2 separate regions of the Homo sapiens genome follow, and region 1 is linked to region 2. The links are chromatin contacts, found by Hi-C or POLR2A ChIA-PET in ENCODE. All regions are on one chromosome and are shown on one strand. The core of a region is the stretch at or near the end of the contact, and the rest is flanking DNA. Distances in the headings are between cores, read along the strand shown.

Region 1 (4,073 bases), core at 1,518-4,017, 170 kb after region 2:
GCAATTAGAGCTCACTGAAGCCTCGAACTCCTGGGGACAAGCGATCCTCCTGCTTCAGCCTCCCAAATAGCTGGGACTATAGGCGCACACCACCATGCCTAGCTAATTTTTTATTTTTATTTATTTTTATTTTTTAAACCAAGGAAGATGTTGAATTTTTTTTATTTTTTAATTTTTTTGTAGTGACAGGGTCTTGCTATGTTGCCCAGGCTGTTCTCAAACTCCTGGGCTCAAGCAATCCTCCTGCTTCAGCCTCCCAAAATGCTGGGATTACAGACATGAGCTACTGTGCACAGCCCTCTTATTAATTTGTAAGGAGTTCTTTATATGTTCTGAATCTGTCCTTTGGTAGATATATGTATTGCAAATATTTCCTTCTGTTTTGAGGCGTCCACTTTTCTTCTTTTAATGCTTAAAAATTTTTTTTTTAAAGCTTATTAACTATAATGAATACAGCAACATGGCTGAATCTCACACACACTGAGGCAAGTGAAGTTAGACACTGTATTTGTGGATACATGGACAGTGATCCTCAGCCTTGTCATCATACTACCTGGAAACTTAATTGTCTTAAAGCTTAGTTAGACTTTCATGTTTTTCAGTCCCTCTTAATTGAAAGTGTGGTTTGTTATATAGTTATGTGGTCTGAGGTTTGGATAAGGACAGAGTTCTTATCTTTCCTTTTTTTTGTTTTGAGACCGAGTCTCGCTCTATCGTCCAGGCTGGAGGAGTGCAGCAGCACAATCTCAGCTCACTGCAAGCTCCGCCTCCCAGGTTCAAGCGATTTTCGTGCCTGGGTCCCCAGAGTAGTTGGGATTACAGGCGTGAGCCATTGTACCGGCTATTATCTTTCCCTTTTGAATATTAAAAGCAATTCCAGCATCTTAAAAATCTCAAGTTCTGTGGGTGTGTTTGTTCAGCACTCCATAGTGTGCTGAATATTCATAGATTTTACTAAGTAAGATGATGCAGTATCAGATATTGGAATCATATTTTTGCATTTTTTTCTCCTGAGAACTGTCTCCTCAGATCTTCAAGTTAAGGAATTTAGAAATCGAAGCTTATTTATCTAGCTTTAAATTGCATTGGGTTGAACAGGTTAGTTGTGTCTTGTAGTGAGTAGACTACATGATTTTTGAGGTCTGTTTAATAATTCTATTTTTCAGCTGGGCGCAGTATCTCACGTCTGTAATCCCAGCACTTTGGGAGGCCGAGGCAGGTGGATTACCTGAGGTCAGGGGTTCGAGACCTGTCTGGGCAATATGGTGAAACCTTGTCTCTACTAAAAATACAAAAATTAGCTGGGCGTGATGGTGCGCGCCTCTAGTTCAGCTACTCGGGAGGCTGGGCAGGAGAATTGCTTGAACCTGGGAGGCAGAGGTTGTAGTGAGCCAAGATTGTGCCACTGCAGTGTAGCCTGGGTGACAGAATGATACTCCATCTCAAAAAGAGAAAAATAATAATTCTATTTTTTCCCCTTTTTGTTTCAGCTTTATAAATAGCAGTCCAGGGCAACAGTACTTGATAAAAAGGTATTTTGTTTGTTTTGGTTTGTTATGGTCAGCTCTACAAAGATGCATGTGACCTTAAAAATATTTAGAAATATTATAATACTACAGACAGGCCGGGCGCGGTGGCTCATGCCTGTAATCCCAGCACTTTGGGCGGCTGAGGCGGGCATATCACCTGAGGTCAGGAGTTCGAGACCAGCCTGACTAACATGGAGAAACCTCGTCTCTACTAAAAATACAAAATTAGCTGGGCGTGGTGGCACACGCCTGTAATCTCAGCTACTAGGGAGGTTGAGGCAGAAGAATCGCTTGAACCTGGGAGGTGGAGGTTGTGGTGAGCCAAGATCGCACCATTGCCCTCTAGCCTGGGCAACAAGAGTGAAACTCCATCTTAAAAAAAAAAAAAGAAAGAAATATGATAATACTAGAGACATTTTTCTCTAATGTCTAATTTAAAAGCAACTATTTACCTTAGAAAGGCTGGTTTGCCTCTTCTAGAACAAAGATAAGACCTGTGTAAGTTATACAGCTATTGTATTTTAGTGAAATTTATTGTGCACTTAACCAGGTTTTTTTTCTAATTTTATTTCAGGTTATACCTTATTGGTGTGGACGTTGTCTAAATTTCGGTAGCCATGGCACAAGAATATAGTAAGTACTATGCCATACTTCCTATGACCTACCTGCTTTACAAAGTGTTGATTTTCTGTGTTTAAATTTCTGATTAGAGAAATGAAAACATAGAAACAAAATTTTAAAAAATCTACTTTTCTCAAAGAGATGAAGTCGTTTGTCATCTGCTTTTTGAATCTATAGCTTTATATACAAATACAGTGTAATAGTGATTTATTTCGTATTCTGATACAGTATTGCTCAGGCTATTGCCTGTAAATAGTACTGACTGAACATTAGGGTTGGATCCATATCATGCGTTGCATCTATTCCTCATGTTATGGGGTTGAAGAACTGACTGCAGCTCGCCCTGATTAGGAGCAGTCTCATTTCTGCCTTGTCCATGATTGACTCATGAACTCTGGCTACATCAGTGAGTGCTGAGTGTTACCTGGCCAGGGGGATGGTTTCAGAGATGGTCCTGTAATCCTTTTCTACCCAGCGTGGCTCCAATGTGGGTTTGCCTGGAGCTTCTGGCAGAAGGCTTCTCATGGTTAGGACAGAGCTGCCTCTTACTTCTGGATGTTGTTGTGCGCTGGTGTGAGGTCTGGTGTAGCTGCAGCATTGTGGCTTCCGGACTGAGTGAGAAGCCACACAGGGTGGAGGACGGAGTCCAGAATCACAAGGAAACCAGCCCTGAAGCTTGCCCTTTCTCTGACGTCCAAGCATTTGAGCCAATACATTTCCTTTTTATTTAAGCCAGTTTGAGTTAGGAGCCAAAACAGCCTAAGTGATTCACTTAGTCTCCATTTTATTTTTAGTAATCCATTAGTTTCTCCCTGGGGAAATGTAGGAGTAATTGCAAAGCAAGGCAAAATAATACCATTAAATTAAACTGGCAGAGTGTGTTGGTGTTGACTGGCATACTCTTCACTCTTAACAGTTAGCAGGTAGTGATTTAGTATTCAAAGACATGAGAATAAAATATATCACTTTCAGATTCTACCCCACCCCCACACCCCCAGAAGGTTTTGCGTCCTGATCGACCAACTTGTGCTGTGAATGCTAAAAAGGGTCTTGGATACTGGCAGACTCATCCCTTTGCATAGGTAGGTGCATATTTGGCAGTGCAGACTTGTTCTTTGTGTTTTCTTAGAACAGTCTATACCCTTCTAATTCCTTGTTTTTGTTCTTGAAAAATTAGTAGGAATATTTCAAATATAAAAAGCATATAAGGCATAACACAAATATCCTTACCCCAGCTCCTTTTTGATTAGCAGAAAAACAAAATCCATGTTACCTCTCCTCAACACTCTATAGAGAAATCGAATGTTTACCAATTCCATTGAACATTAAAAAACCCAGGATATTTCTCTCTAACAGCAGTTCCCTTTCTTAATCCCCAAGAAGCCACTATCCTGGTTTTGGTCTTTATTATTCCCATGCATTTGTTTGTGTTCTTCCCACATAGTGTATTGTATGATTTTTGGATGCTTTTTAACTTTGAGTAAATGTAGATGCTATGTGCATTTATTACTCAAAATCGTAAGGGAGTTTAGAATAAATTGAGGATCGCTGAAAGAGGCTATAAATCTGTTCTTAGGTACTTGTGAAAAGATCTATTATTGGGTATCCTAGTGATCTGTGATAGAATGTTTTAGGTTTTGAATGGTCAATGAGTTTGAACCAACATGCTGATAGCTTTCTGTCTTATCTACTAATACGAAGCACTTTTCTCTGGTAATTGGCCTACCATTGAGTTCACTCTCTGTATCTACTTCTACACTCCTGTGCAGGTGTGGAATGTGCAGGATACTTATAGATCAATTGTGTCATTAATGAGGTTTTCAGAGTGTGTTGGTTGCTGTTTCATTTAAATAGCTCTATTCATTCTGTAGTCCAAATGATGCTTCTGGCATCATTTTTCTGCATTGTGAGAATTCGCCATTA
Region 2 (3,789 bases), core at 240-2,739:
ATCAGAGGACACATATGGTACATGTGTAGTTGTAGTAAAGCTTGAGAGTCATCGTAGTAACTACTTTGCAGACATTCTCTATGAAATTTTAAAATGTTTTTGAAGTAGCCAAGCTCTAAGTTTTCCTAAGCAAGTTGATTTGCTTTGTTCTTAGGGAAGAATATAGTTTATGTTTTAACTTTTGCATATTCCCTTTCTCCCCACCATCAGTGCTAAAGCTAAGTGCACTATAAATTGTTTGATAAAAGCCATTCAGGGAGCAGGAGGCAAGGTGAGGTACTGCGATGACAAAGGGAGAGCTTGCTGAGTGCCTGGAGACCCAGGGCCCGGGGGTCACTAACATTAGTGAGACTTGTCTTGAATCACTGTGCCGAGACAATGCATACTTGTGCTTTGGCAGAGCATTGAGATGCACTGAATCATTATCAGTGTCATTAAGGGCCTTCAGAAACGTGTAAGCGATCTTTATAAAGTTTTGCCTTTGAGTATTACCTGAAAAGTACCTTGTGTAGTTTGACAGTATTAGTCAAAGATATCAAATGTCCTTTGTAAGATTCTGTTGCCACTTTAAGGACCAGTATTATTAACCGCTGATTACTTTTTCCGTCTTTGCCAAGTAATTGTATAGGACTTAATCTTTATACCAAGAAGAGAATTTTAACATGCATAATCACTTCTCAGTGCTTCCAGTCTGCTTTTAGTATTAGATAATAGTGTCCTATTTTAGTTGCCTGATGTGTCTGTGGTTTTAACGTGATTATCTTACCCTGAGGGATGGAGGAAATCAGTGAAAAGTTCACTGCTGCTTTGTGAATTAAGTTATGCCTTGGCACGAAGTACTGATCATTTTGGCATTCAAATACGGCATTAGATCACCTTGCCTGCAGTTGGGGAATGTTCTGAAAGTGCTACCTAACACTGCAGGATTCTCCATAAACTTGAGCTGGTATAGAAAATGATGTTTATTGTATCCTCTTCTCAAATATCTTGCCAAGTTACTGTCATCAGACTCTTTATTGATAGAAAATTAGTTAGGCAAAAACCATTTTCTTCTCCTTGCATGGCAGAGGTGATGAAATTTATGAGAAAGTACATATAAGGGAAGGTTCGAAGTGTTGATTGTGAATATAAGCCCTGGCTTGAAACAAAGAATTCTTGGCTTGTATGGTGGAATGTTTTGTGTGTTGTTTTCTTTTCAATCTCAGCTCTTGTATGTGGAAATAATGAAATGAATATTTGCTATGAGTGTTGGTTGGGGTTTTTTGTTACAGATACTAAGAGTTATTCTAGTAGTGTAAGCAGCAAGTGATTTATTAAGGGTGATAGCTAGTTTAGCAGATTGGGCAGGCTGACAAAAGAGACTGTACTCTGAGTTTCTGGGAATGGTTGCCAGTTCTGCACTGTGGAACAAGCCTGCTGAGGAGCTGCTGCTACTGATAAAGTCAGGGTGCTGCAAACCAGGAACCCAAGCAAGACTCACCCCCCTTCTTCCACTTTCCCTACATAACACCGTTCTGAAGGAGCCCCATGTGGTATGTCTGGTTGGTGGAACCTAATTAACATGTCTGCTTGTATACCCCCAATTTGCTTATTTGCTTTCTTTTTTTAAATTCTATATTGGGAAGTGAGGTTTACACAGTAAGGAAGTAGTGAAAACATAACAAAGATGATTTGGGGCTCCATGAATAACAGATACTTATTACAGTATCAATTTAAAATAATATAATGTTAATTATAATTATAAGCAGTATAATAGTAATCAATAATATAAGCTTTTAAGTGAAACTTTTAAGGAAACCTACTATTTAAAAACGTACTTTTTGGGCCAGGCACGTGGCTCATGCCTGTGATCCCAGCACTTTGGGAGGCCGTGGCAGGAGGGTTACTTAAGGCCAGGAGCTCAAGACCAGCCTGGGCAACATAGCAAGACCTTGTCTCTACAAAAAAAAAAAAAAAAAAAAGCACACCTGTTGTCCTAGCTACCAGGGAGGCTGAGGCAGGAGGATCGCTTGAGCCCAGTTCAAGGCTGCACTGAACTATGATGGTGCCACTGTACTCCAGCCTGGGCAACAGAGTGAGACCATGTCTCTACAAAATACAGCAACAACAAATACTATTTCACTGAGGGATATAAAGAATATTTTATGGTTGTGTTACTTTAAAATTCTATTTAAGCTAGCAGGGGTATGTTGATAGGAAAGCCAAAGACAGAGAAATTCCAGGGTTTTTTTTTTTTAATCCTTGGTGAATACCACTGCAAGTCAAGACCCATTCTTGTGAATTTGTTTTTCTGATCAGAGAGAGTTGAGACTTATGAATCAGTTAGTATAAATTCATTAGTTATTTGAAGAATATTGAAGAATGAAATTAATATGAATCTGATGGTGGGTTAGCAGAATTACAAATCATGACATTATTATAATTTTAAAAAAATTTTATGTGTTAGAGACAGGGTCTTACTCTGGTCTCCTAGGGGGAAGTGCAGTGGCGTGATCGTAGCTCACAGCAGTCTCAAACTCCTATGCTTAAGCTTAGGTGATCCTCCCCTTCAGCCTCCCGAGTAGCTGGGACTGTGTGTCACCGTGCTTGGCTAATGTTATAATTTTTAATAGATGGCTATTTATCTGAAGTTTTTTTTTGTGTGTGTGTGAAAGAGAGTTAGCCCTATAAGGAACTTCGAAATCACATGGTCCAACACCCTGATTTTTATAGTTGAGGAAACCAAAGCCCAGGGGCTGAAGTGATTTGCTCAAGACTGTATAACTGGTTGGTGGTAAGGCCGCCTGATTTCATAGCCTATTCATTTCCCACTAAACTCTCTAGGAAAGCACAGGTTTCTCCACACTGGGAAAAGCTCCTGGATTCCCCATACTGGGATTTGAGCCCTGACGTAATAGTCAGGATGTCTTAGTGGAGTTGTTGGTTGATAACACTGGTGCTCTTTTGTTTTTTTGAAACAGGGTCTCACTCTGTCACCCAGGCTGCAGCGCAGTGGCATGATCTCCGCTCACTGCAATCTCTGCTTCCTGGGCTCAAGCGATTCTCTAGCCTCAGCCTGCCAAGTAGTTGGTACTGTAGGCATGAGCCATCAATGCCGGCTAATTTTTGTTGTTGTTGTTGAGACACAGTTTTACTCTGTCACCCACGCTGCAGTGCAGTGGTGCCATCTTGGCTCACTGCAACCTCTGCCTCCTGGGCTCAAGCAATTCTTGTGCCTCAGCCTTCCAAGTAGCTGGGATTACAGGTGCACACCACCATGCCCAGCTAATTTTTTTTTGTATTATTAGTAGAGACGAGGTTTTGTTACATTGGCCAGGTTGGTCTCGAACTCCTGACCTCAAGTGAGTGGTCCACCTTGGCCTCCCAAAGTACTGGGCCATAAGCCAGTGTGCCTGGCCTCTATTTTTTGTATTTTTGTAGAGACGGGTTTTGCCATGTTGCCCAGGCTGGTCTTGAACTACTGAACTCAAAATGATCTACCTGCCTGGACCTCCCAAAGTGCTGGGATTACAGGCATGAGCCACTGTGCCCGGCCAACACTGGTGCTCTTTTATGTTTCAAATGAATAGTGGGACATTTATTTTTGAATTTTGAGGAAAATGAATCACAGAAGTAAGAATTTTGTTCAAAATAACACTTGGGGTAAAAACACACCAAGCATACCTAATTGAAGTTGTAAGTTTCACTTGGTAAAATAAGCTGCAAAAATGGAGGGGATTTACACACAGCTCTCTTCTATTTTAGTCCTCTGGGTTGTTTATAAATTTGCTCATACATAACTCTTTTGCT

What was found. Hi-C counts contacts between places; a loop is a spot of excess contacts on that map. ChIA-PET counts read pairs that join two places held with the same protein, here RNA polymerase II (POLR2A). Pooled maps may share reads with other maps.
Region 1: a loop to region 2 is called in a pooled map of posterior vena cava, with 2.4 times the contacts of the local background. The contact joins two enhancer-like sites. A Hi-C loop is called at or near these places in 2 of 37 single-sample maps with no recorded cell type and 3 of 50 pooled maps. POLR2A ChIA-PET finds 5 or more read pairs at or near these places in 4 of 52 experiments (GM12878, activated B cell, activated CD4-positive, alpha-beta T cell and 1 more).

Annotation. Positions count from the first base shown.
Region 1 is chr14:71,527,209-71,531,281 of GRCh38, forward strand. It overlaps SIPA1L1 (signal induced proliferation associated 1 like 1), which reads left to right. Exons shown (of 24, transcript NM_001386936.1): 4 at 2,104-2,162. Among named protein-coding and RNA genes, the nearest start is that of SNORD56B, 130 kb to the left of the region's middle. Within about 2 kb of position 2,768, at least 6 of the 41 ENCODE cell types and tissues checked have a DNase peak (open chromatin) inside an H3K27ac peak, as active enhancers do.
Region 2 is chr14:71,354,627-71,358,415 of GRCh38, forward strand. The region is part of intron 2 of SIPA1L1 (signal induced proliferation associated 1 like 1); the gene reads left to right. Among named protein-coding and RNA genes, the nearest start is that of SIPA1L1-AS1, 35 kb to the left of the region's middle. Within about 2 kb of position 1,490, at least 13 of the 41 ENCODE cell types and tissues checked have a DNase peak (open chromatin) inside an H3K27ac peak, as active enhancers do.